Regions from separate parts of the Mus musculus genome. Here region 2 is linked to region 1. The links are chromatin contacts, found by Hi-C or POLR2A ChIA-PET in ENCODE. All regions are on one chromosome and are shown on one strand. The core of a region is the stretch at or near the end of the contact, and the rest is flanking DNA. Distances in the headings are between cores, read along the strand shown.

Region 1 (5,275 bases), core at 821-3,320:
TACATTAAATATAATTTAAATGTAGCTGGAAATGTTGAGTTGGATTGCAGATGGTGAGTTATATCCACTCCACGGCGGTTTACCATCTTCTTTTCTTATTTTGAAGCCAACAATTTTTTTTTTTTTTTTGCTTTGTTTTAGGCCCTCAACATTCTCTCAAGTTCACAGAGGCTGATGGAGAAAATAGCCCTGCAAATTAGTTCTTGGTGTCCTTGCCCTCGCCCTCACATAAGCTGTCAACTGAGATCATTTTACATCTCTTTTGTTTTTTGTTTTTTCGAGATGGGATTTCTCTGTGTAGCCCTGGCTGTACTGGAACTCACTTTGTAGTCCAGGCTGGCCTCGAACTCAGAAATCTGCCTGCCTCTGCCTCCAAAGTGCTGGGATTAAAGGCGTGCAATACCACTGCCCGGCTTCATTTTACATCTGAACTCAGATTCCTTCGTTCATTAGAAAGAGCCACAGCTGCTTATTCCACTATGTCAGCAAATAGGTCTGCCACCTTGAGAAGGAAGAAATGATCTACTTTGAGCATAAAATAATTGCCTTTAATGCCAACTTGGGCAGTGGCTCCCTGCCCTGACCCAGTAATAAAACCTCATAGGGGAAACAGATTCCTGCGAAAAATATGGTTCCCATTCTATGGCGCCTTGGCATTTTGTCCCCTCCAATCATAGCTAAATGCTCTAGTTCCCCAAAAGAAGGAATTTTAAGGGTTACCTCAGCCTGGGGCTGTGTACAAAGCTCTGAGTAGTTTGACGCCATGGCTTCTCTGCCACAATTCTGCTTGGTTTAACAAGAATTCCGGTGTGATGACTACACAGCCAGCTTTTCCCCTCAGTTAATCAAACCAACATAATTTCTTTGCTAAAAGGCATTGCCTCATCAAGTCTGCGTTTCCAGACAAACCCAAGCTTCGGCTGGACTTCCCCATAATCGTATGGGCTAATAGATTCCAGGCGCCTTTGCAAACCAGTTCTTCGCAACGATGCAAACCCACACAAGCCTTGGATGGTTCAAAGTCACAGGCCTGACATTTTCTGGAGCAGATAACTTGGTTTCCTAAAGGAAATCTCTGCACTTAAGGTACACAGTTTACTTAAGATTCCAGGGGTAAAGCTTTAATACACAGTCTGGGAGCAAAGAACCTCGGGCACTAAGCTGGTCGCTACAGTTACAGCATCATAATGCGCCAGAATCCATACGGTGAATTATAGGCAGTAACGATGCACTCAGCTTTGGCTGAGGCGGCTTCAGTTTGCAAGAGAAAGAGGAGGGTGAAGAGAAATGTAGCTCGGAATCTCACGCCCTACTTTTATACCATATATATAATATATATGTACACACACACACACACACACACACACACACACACACACACAGGGAGAAGAGACAGACGATCACAAAAAGGGTGGAAAGAAAAATCTTAGCATGGGGGTGGGGAGAGAGTCCAGGGGCGGAGCCTGGAAGCTGTGGATAAGTGGCATTCTATCATTCGTTCATCCTTTCGTTCATTCATTCACTTAGTAGGCTCCCAGCCCAGTTGGCTTCACTGGCCCCTAAGATGCAGCTTTTAGCCTTTTTCAAGGACGATGGCTCCTTCTCTTGGGGAGTCTCCACCAACCAGAGCCCTCTCCGCCCACGAGAAAGCAGAGCAGTCTGCGCCCCCCAGAGCCCCGCTGGGTCCCCCAGCCTGCGGGACCCCGGAGGAGGGGCCGGGAGGCCTGGCTCCGAGCCCACGGCCCGCCCGCCCCGCCCCGCTCCGCCCCGCGGGTCCTGCCAGCTCGGCCCGGCCGGCGCCGCCCCCGCCTTACCAGGGTTTTGGCTACGTTTCCCCTCTGGGTGATGTTTTTGCTGTGCTTCTCGTTAGCCATCCGGATCCGCTGTTTGGCCACCATGGCTTGGGCGCTTGGGGATGCTCTCGACTCCCACCTGCAACGATGGCCGGGGTGAGCCGTAGCCGCAGCGCCCCGCGGCTTGCCCGGGCGCTGCAGGTGGCAAGGCACGGCCGAGCCCCGCGCACCCCGCTCCCGGAGCCCCAGCCAGCCGGCTCCAGAGAGAGGCCAGCGCGCGGACGGAAGTAATCTCTCATCTCAGGAAACCCTCTCCGACTTCCTCGCCATCCTTCCGGTCCCCCCAGCTACCTACCCTGCGCGGCCACCGAGGCAGGAGGCGGGAAGCGAGAGGCGGGCGCTGACACAGCGCCGCGCGCCAAGCCCAAGGGCACCGTGGCCCGGGGTGTCCGGGTCCTGAGATCGAACGCTGCGGGGCATAGGGTTCGGGCGACCCGGCGTTTGTGCGTGCGTGGGGGGTGGGGACGCAGCCGCACCCAGCCTGGTGACCTCTGACTGTTTCCTGACCACCTCGGGACAGGCAGGGATTGGGGCGCTGGTGCTTCAAGCTGAAGGCTAGACCCTAGGCATCGAGCGCTGAGTCTCAGAGCTGAGCCTGGCCAGGTTTGGGTAGTACTGTTGGGAAACACCCCAAAAGAACCTGCCCTTTAGGTGTCTGAGGAAACCCCACTTGGCAAGTTGGGTTGTGCAAAAAGAGACCCTTTGTGACATGGGACGAAGAGCCAAGAAGCCTCTTTCTGGTCCCTGAAAAATGTGGATGAGGGTGGAGTTGGACCAGACCTCACCTTGGCAGTGGTGGTCATCACACTAGCAGATTGCCCCAGAAACCACTGAGTGCATAGAGGGCAAAGGGTTCATGAGCCTACAGTACAGGAAGAATGGATGGCCACTGCCCATAACCAAAGTGTTGACCAGGCTTGGACTCTTATCCCCCACTGCCCCACCACCACTACTGTCTTGGGGCATCTTGGACCTTCAGGCATCCCTGTTCTATGGGGTACTAAGTGTGAGCTCCCAGACAGCATTGGGAGTTTCTCTGCAGTGAAAGGACAAAAATCAATATTTGAATATCCAGATGCTGACCCCGAGATTTAGCTAGGGGAGGAGTGGGGGCTGAACCGCTTATCTTTCCTCAACAAATATGGCTCCTTGGAGCTCAGGAGGGACATCTGGAGAAGTGGGAAGAGGTGGTCCAGGGTTAGGACAATACAAAATAGCACTCAAGGGTAAGGAGTGAGAGCTGTGTAGACCAGATATGTCGGATGCATCTCTGATCCTATCTATCTGTGCCTGGAGGATGCTTCAATAGGCTCTGGTATGGGTAGAATTTCTTATGTGGGTAGAAAGCTAGGAAGAGCTCTTTAGGATACGGTTTATCTTAGAGTTTCTGTTGGGATGAAACTCAAGCAGGGCAGAAACCTGGAAGCAGGAGCTGATGCAGAGGCTGTGGAGGGTGCTGCTGACTGGCTTACTTTTTCTGGCTTGCTCAACCTGCTTTCTAATAGAATCTGGGCCCACCTGCTCAGGGATGGCACCACCCACAATGGGCTGGGGCCTCCCCTTCAATCTGTAATTAAGAATATGCCTTACAGCTGGAGCTCATAGTCTCATTTCTCAACGGAGGCTCCTTCCACTCTGAAGACTCCAGCTTGGGTCAAGTTAGACAAAACCAGCCAATATACCCTTCTATCAACTGGTTAGAAATCTCTTCACTTGAATGAGCAGCTACTGGCTTCATTAACAGTATGAGCAGCCACCAACATCACAGGACCACTTAAGTCTGACCTATTCTGGTCCCTGATTTTAAGGACCACTGTGGGGAGCGGTGCGGCTGCAGGACCCGTGAAACCCACTTGTTTACTGCCTTGCCAGAGCATGCACAGTGAGGCTGCATGCGTGGGCTGCCTGCCAGGCTGGACTGTTCCTTGTGGTCAGGACCTGTCAGCCTATCTGTGAACGACCTGAGCTCGTGCCTGGAGCGTGTGTGAATTCTGATTGGATGAGGTGGGGTGGAGCTAGAAGGAGGTGAGTCTGTGCAAATAGTGAAGAGAGGAGTTTTAGCCCTTGCCGTGAGTAGAAGTACTAGAAGAGAAGCTGTTGTAATAGGAGTTGTTTTAGCCCTTGCCCTAAGAAGAAGCTGCTGGGGAAGAGAGCTGTAAAAGAAAAAGCCTGAGTAAAGTTGCTGCTTGAACCCAACTTGGTGTCTGTGTCGTTCGTGTCGCCGCCTCAGAGGACCAACGACAGACCACCACTGGCGTTTAAGTAGGGGAAGTGTTTCCTGAGCAGGGGGGGCTATTGTATAAGACCCACAGGTGCTTCTGCCTGTCCCTCACTTATTTCAGTAACTGGGCAGAAGCAGGGTAAATTCTCACCGAAGCTGACCAGAGCCCAGGCTCTAGGGGACATTCAGAGAAGTGAGGCTGATAGGTAGTTTCCACTTCTGGACTGGAAGCAGGGTGTTCCTCGCTCCACAGAGGCAGCCAACCGTATTGAGGAAAGATTATTATTTCTTGTTCGTTGTTTTCTGTGTGTTAGGGAACAATCTTACTCCTTTAATTTCTACTTTATGACATTTTGAATTAGTTTTTATTAAATTGAGGACCTGTCCACAGTAAAAAGTCCAGTGAAAAGTCCTCCACTCCCACATTTTCTACTGCCTGCCTGCCTGTCTGTCTGTCTGTGTACCTACCCACATATCTGTCATCAACCTGCCTATTTGTAGAGTCCCTTCAGAAGTCCAAACAGAAGCAGAGGATGGTGATGACTATCGACTCCTATATTTTGGAGGCCAACACAGGGGAATCTCTAGTTGAAGTCCAGCCTAGGCTGTATATGAAGACCCTACTCTACAAGAAAAACAAGACTTTTGGTCCTGTTCTCAACCTCTAGGGAAGGAAGGAGGGCCAAGAGTTGAGTTGATTACCAGGCCAATGAAGCAATCAACCACATCAGAATAATAAAGACTTTATAGAATCCCTAAAAGATTTCATTGAGTGAGCCACTGGGTGGCCAAGCGTGGGTAGGCTCCCAGAAGGTGTGGAAACTCTGGCCTGATCCCCTTAACCCTGACCTTTGTTCCTCTTCAGTCTGCTGCTTTGTGAAACCTTTATAACATATGCTCAGTGTTTTCCTGAGCTCGCTGAAACATTCTAGCAAACTGCTTGTTGTAGTTACTCTTATTGCTACAACCAAATACCCGAAGACATTAGAAAGAAGGGTTTGTCTGGGCTCACAGTTGAAGGATAATTCATCATGGCGGGCTGTCCTGGCAGCAGGAGTTTGAGGAAGGTGGTCACAACATCTGGGAAAGAAACAATGAACAATGCAACTGTCTGTGGGGTTTCTCCTCTATTTGTGTCTGGAATCATAGCCCATGGAATGGTGGTGCCCACAGTTAGGTTGGATATTTACCACTTCAGTTA
Region 2 (5,275 bases), core at 1,664-4,163, 320 kb after region 1:
ACCTGTCTATCCATCCACACATATACATGGTTACTTCTATGTATCTGTTCATATGGATGGAGCTTTCTTGCTCTGGGCCAAATGACAATTTGTTCTTCAGACTAAAGCTCGTCATCACTCAGCAATGATCCCATCAAGACTCCAGACTCTGTTGCATCAGTAAAGAGTTTAAGAGCTATGTTGGCCTGGGCAGGAGAGACAGAAACACACAAAAAGAAAGGGGAGAACTGAACTTTAAACTTCACAATCGTGAGGGGCTGGGTGATTTGTAAATGTCACAAGCGCCACAGTGTCTTTTCATTCTAATGCTTTCCCGGAGATGCCACCCTCCTTTGAGTCTTCAAAGGGATTTAATTTTGATCTTTTAGAAATGTTCTTTTCTTCTGAAAAGAAAAATTTGTCATGGCAACAGAAGCAAATGTAAAATTGTGTGGGCATTCACAGTTCTCCAGACTAGTTAGAATTCTCAAGCTCTGTTCTTGCTTTCCGTGCTGGTGCCGAGGAGACCAGAGGGCAAGGGCAAGAATGGAGGAATATCTAGAATACCCTCAATCGGTATTTCGGCAGGTCTGTACCTCATGGAGAAGGAGTAAGAGTAACACACACACATCTATCTGGCATAATGTATGATATCTATATACATGTACATATACATACTCATCTACACGTGTTGTATATCTACGTTCATACATACAATTTTTTTTTATTGGAGAAATCTTAGAAGTTAGATTTGAATCATCTAAATGGAGGCTTGTTCTCCCCTTCTACTATGGTTTGGATGTGGTTTGTTTCTATCACAATTCCAGTTTAACCGTGGATGTTACAAGGTTGGCGATGGTGGCAGAATGAAAGGTAACTAGGTGGTGAAGCCAGTGTCCAAAATCCAAACCAGTGCTGGCAAAATGCCCACGCCTTGGCAGTGGCAAACCTTCCATTCATAACAGTCTGTGACTACAGTGTGAGCAGAGTCAGGAAGAGAACTACCCGGAACTACCCATTGCGAATGTTCTAGACTTACGAGTCAAAAGTTAGCATCTTTACTTCATGTTGTATGCAGCCTTAGTATCTCATCATAACAACAGGAATTGGACTACTACTGAAGAAATAATATTTATTAAGGACCCTCAATTTTTTCCCCTTTATTGCCCCCTCTCCCTTCCAGTGGCCCTGGCCTTCTGCATGGATAGTTCAGCTCCTAGCCATCCTGAGTGGTTCAACTGGACTGGGAGTACAGGGACAGAGATGACATTTCTCCAAAGCAGTTGCCTCCTCTCTTCCCCACTTTAGGTCCATGTTCATAGTTGTGCAAAATGTATTAGCTTTTACTCTAATTTCCCAAACTCAACTGGAAAATATGATTATAAATGTCTTTCCCTTTCTTGAGACTATCTACAGTGCTATCTGAGAAAGTCAGAAGTTAAACTGACCTCCTCAGGGGAGCAAAGACCTCTGAATTCCCCGTAGAGTAACAAAATGTATTAAACGGGGGATGGTTCAGGCCAGCATCCTAATTTTGCAGATGAGAAAACTGAACCCCAGAGCAGCTGGGAGGCTCTCAGTCTCACAGCTGGCTGCGGCCCAGCTGGGGCATGAATTTGTTTCCTTGGTTTCCTGACATTCTTTCTCCTCAGCTATACTTCCTCCTTGAAGAAGTGATGAGAGTCTCTGATACTTTTAAGTCTGTTGTTGGCATTTCTTTGGGAACCATGCAATGGTAGGTGTTAGGCGGTGGACATACATATAACCACTCGTTATTTATTTAACCTCACACCCATTGTAGACAGCAGAGAACCGAAGGACTGAGTAATGACATCCACAACCGCAACACCCACAACTACAACAGCACTGATGGGGCTGTGCTTCGCAATACAGCTCTCAATACAGGCAGGTATCTGAGGGACAAATGGGAGTCGCAGGAAAAGGAGCTCTGGTTCCTTCCCTCAGTTGGCATGGCAGCTCACGTCAAGTACAGTGGCGTTGTATCTGCCTATCGCCCAAGTTCCCCTACTAAAAAAATGCAAACAGTCAAACCAAGACAAAGAAAATGATTCAATAATGATGGCTGCTTGTCCCATGCTGATCAGTCAAACTGAGAAACAAATCAATTCAGGTCTGGCAGAAGTCCCCGAATGCTGCCGCTTTTCTTGTTATTTTGTTTTGTTTCTTGTTTTTTTGTTTGTTTTTGTTTTTGTTTTTGTTTTTTGTTTTTTTGGTTTTTTGTCTAGTCTTTTTAAACTTTGAATTTCTTCTGTGGCTCTTCATTCCTGCCCAGGGAAGCTGCTTGAATCTTGTTATCCCCATATCCTTTTTCAAGTTCTCCCAGTATTATTTAGTGCATAGGACTGAACACAAGGGACGGCTCCATAATTCCTTCCACAGTCAGCTCCAACCTTTCTTTCTACAGATGCTTCGTTCAGACAGCCTCGTCCAGGAATCAGGTCAGAGCCGTACCAGAGCTTGGCTGCTTCTCTGGAAATGCGGAGTGAACCACAGGATTTTTAGCAGAGCCTGTTTCAGCCAGTGATTGGAAATGATGAAGTGCTTTCAAGATCAGCATCTCAGATCACTCGTTTATGGTTGGCCTAGAAATGAATCATTTATTTTAGGTCTGGGCCTTAAGGGGAAAAAAAAAAAGCAAAATCAAAGCTTGGATGCTTTGTTTTCATGGTTCTCCTTATATCAGGCAAGGAGAAGAGGGAGGGCACTGTGGGCTTTAGTGGGAACGGCAACACAGCACTATTTCCCTTCCTTTGTTGGTAACATTTTCCTAGCTGCATCCACTTCCATTTTATGACTCAATTTACTGTGTTTAAAATTACACCACATTCTTCCTGCTATGCTTAGGTCAACTATACGTACTGTGTATACAGTGGGAAATTCTTCCTCACAGTGCTGGAGAGTGCTATGGCCTTTGTATTTGTGTCCTTGTTGCCATGGTGACCAGAAAAGGTTAAAGCCAGGGCCTTAGAGAGTAGAGTGGCTAAGCAAATAGCTATGACTCGGTGTGCACCTCAAGATGAGGATTAAAATGTCCTACAACCGCTGTCATAAAATTCACTTTCCATTTCTCTCGTGTGGGTTATTGCCTGATATACATATTCTCAAAACCATCTCACTCCACTTGGCCCTTCCTCTGTAAGGTACAGCTTCATGGCCATGTCTCTCTGACGATAACCTCTGCAAATCCAGGAGCAAAGCTTTATATCCACATGTGAAGAAGACACACCGATGAGAATATCAACAAGCCAGCCTATCTTCTTTGTGCCCTCCACTTTAAATCCATTTAGATGAGAATAATAAAGCATCACCCCTGTTTGTTTAAGAGGTTGCTAAATAAACTTGGGCAATGCTTAATAACACGGACTGTGTTAAACATTTACCAGCTGTGAGCACACAGACTCGCCTTTATGTTGGGCAATGATCCCCAGAGCCCCAACTCAATATTTCTTTATATACTTTAGCTGCCCTTGAGTTGAACTTAAAGGGCTTGTTTCAAAATTAACTTTGCATATAGGTAGAGAATGTCACACTTGCCAGGCCCAGGGCTGTCACAGCATGAAGAAAAGAGACCATTTTCTATTTCTAGTTTCAGGTTCAAAAGTAGGCTCGGGAAAGAACCTTCATTAAGTACTTTCCTGTCCCCTCTGCCCATTGCACAAGAGTAACAGTATATCCAGGCCCTTCAATTCATTGTTGAACTTTTAACTTACTTAGTACCTAAGTTTTCCACCATCTTGGTTTTTTTGCAATATATTTTCATGCTGCCAATATAATGGACATTAAGTCATAGGTTTACATTTAGGTGCTTATTTCCTGCTTTTAATGTAACTTCATACTTACTACATTAGCAAATCAAAAATATTTTAGCTTCTATCCTGGCCCCTGTTCTGCCATCTGGTGGACAAATGAGGAAGGGATGGGGATTAAATAATAGACACGTAGTTTTTCCTTTATGGGACCTGTAAGTGCGTCTATCAGCAAGTGTTTAGGGGGTGTTATTCATCAAACGGTGCCCAGGAAGGCACACAATCAAATGTCCTACTCTAGGGAATAACCGGTCCATTCGGTTCCTAGGAAGACTATGACCGGTTATGGAATCGACAGCCTCTTGTCTGGGTTAACAGAACAGTCAGTAAAATGCTTGCCTTACAAAGAGGGCCCTGACTTTAATACCTAAAACCCGTTAAAAAAAATAGCTCAGCATAGTGGCTTAGATGCCTACTAGTGTGGGGGAAGAGAGACAAGTGGCTCCCAGAGGCTCGATGATCAGCCAACCTAGCATGCTTGGTGCCTTCTAGGCCAGGAAGGCACCCTATATCAAAAACAAAACAAAACAAAACAAAACAAATAAAACCCCTTGTATTATGTAAAGGTGGATGGCACCTGGGTAGCAGACTCTCCAGACTGCCCTCTGGCTCCCCCATATAACCCTGCACACATTCAGTCTTCATACACCTTAACACCAACACACACAAACACAGAAAATCAAGGGAGAAAAGGGTTCCAACATTAGAGCTACAAAAAGGGTGACTTTCACTCACTTTAGTAGGGGGTCTAATGACATTGCACCCCTGACTACAGATGCTTTTCTAAGTAATATGGGGGTGGGTGGGAAGGAAAGACAAGAACAAGGGGAGAGAATATTTTGCATTAAGAGGAGAAAAAAATTGAGCACATTAGTATTCCTTAAACTACTGTAAAGTCAATCTCTCTCTCTCTCTCTCTCTCTCTCTCTCTCTCTCTCTCTCTCTCTCTCTCTCTCTCTCCCCCTCTCGCCCCCCTCTCATTAGATTTAGGACCTTGGACATGTTCAGTGAGCATTCTACAATTCTGAAGGATCTCTTTATGAGAAAATTATCCCTGTGCACACCCACCTTTTTATCAAATTTATTATTGTGTGATATGTAATATCCAACCTGTTACCAGTTTGGGGAAAGGGTTAGCCCTTCTCAAGTGAGCTTGAGTAAGCTTGGTGAAATGTCCCATGGGTAACCAAACCTGAATTCCCATCTCCTTCCCAAACTCATAAAGCAGAGACAGCTAGTTCATGCAGGCAACCTCATGGCTGCTAACTATCCCGTATATTCTGTGAGTATTGTGTATGCAGCATGAGTTTGGCTGAAAACACTACAGGGCAAAGGACATGCTGTTTGTGTTAAGAATAACTCGGAGCTCTTGGTTTGGTCCACTGCCATATGCCCTTTGATTTTACAGAGACATTGAAATTTGATGAAGGTACATCGTCAAATTCCAGAATCATTACTCATGGATAGTA

What was found. Hi-C counts contacts between places; a loop is a spot of excess contacts on that map. ChIA-PET counts read pairs that join two places held with the same protein, here RNA polymerase II (POLR2A).
Region 2: a loop to region 1 is called in a map of left cerebral cortex, with 5 times the contacts of the local background. The contact joins the enhancer-like site here to the promoter of Serp2 in region 1. A Hi-C loop is called at or near these places in 4 of 37 maps with a recorded cell type or tissue (all left cerebral cortex). POLR2A ChIA-PET finds 5 or more read pairs at or near these places in 1 of 5 experiments (Patski).

Annotation. Positions count from the first base shown.
Region 1 is chr14:76,554,617-76,559,891 of GRCm38, forward strand. Serp2 (stress-associated endoplasmic reticulum protein family member 2) reads right to left here and starts at 2,071. Exons shown (of 3, transcript NM_001160326.1): 1 at 1,815-2,071. The coding sequence starts at 1,898.
Region 2 is chr14:76,872,291-76,877,565 of GRCm38, forward strand. No RefSeq gene overlaps it. Among named protein-coding and RNA genes, the nearest start is that of Gm30365, 37 kb to the left of the region's middle. Within about 2 kb of position 2,914, at least 2 of the 3 ENCODE cell types and tissues checked have a DNase peak (open chromatin) inside an H3K27ac peak, as active enhancers do; they include left cerebral cortex, where a contact is called at or near this core.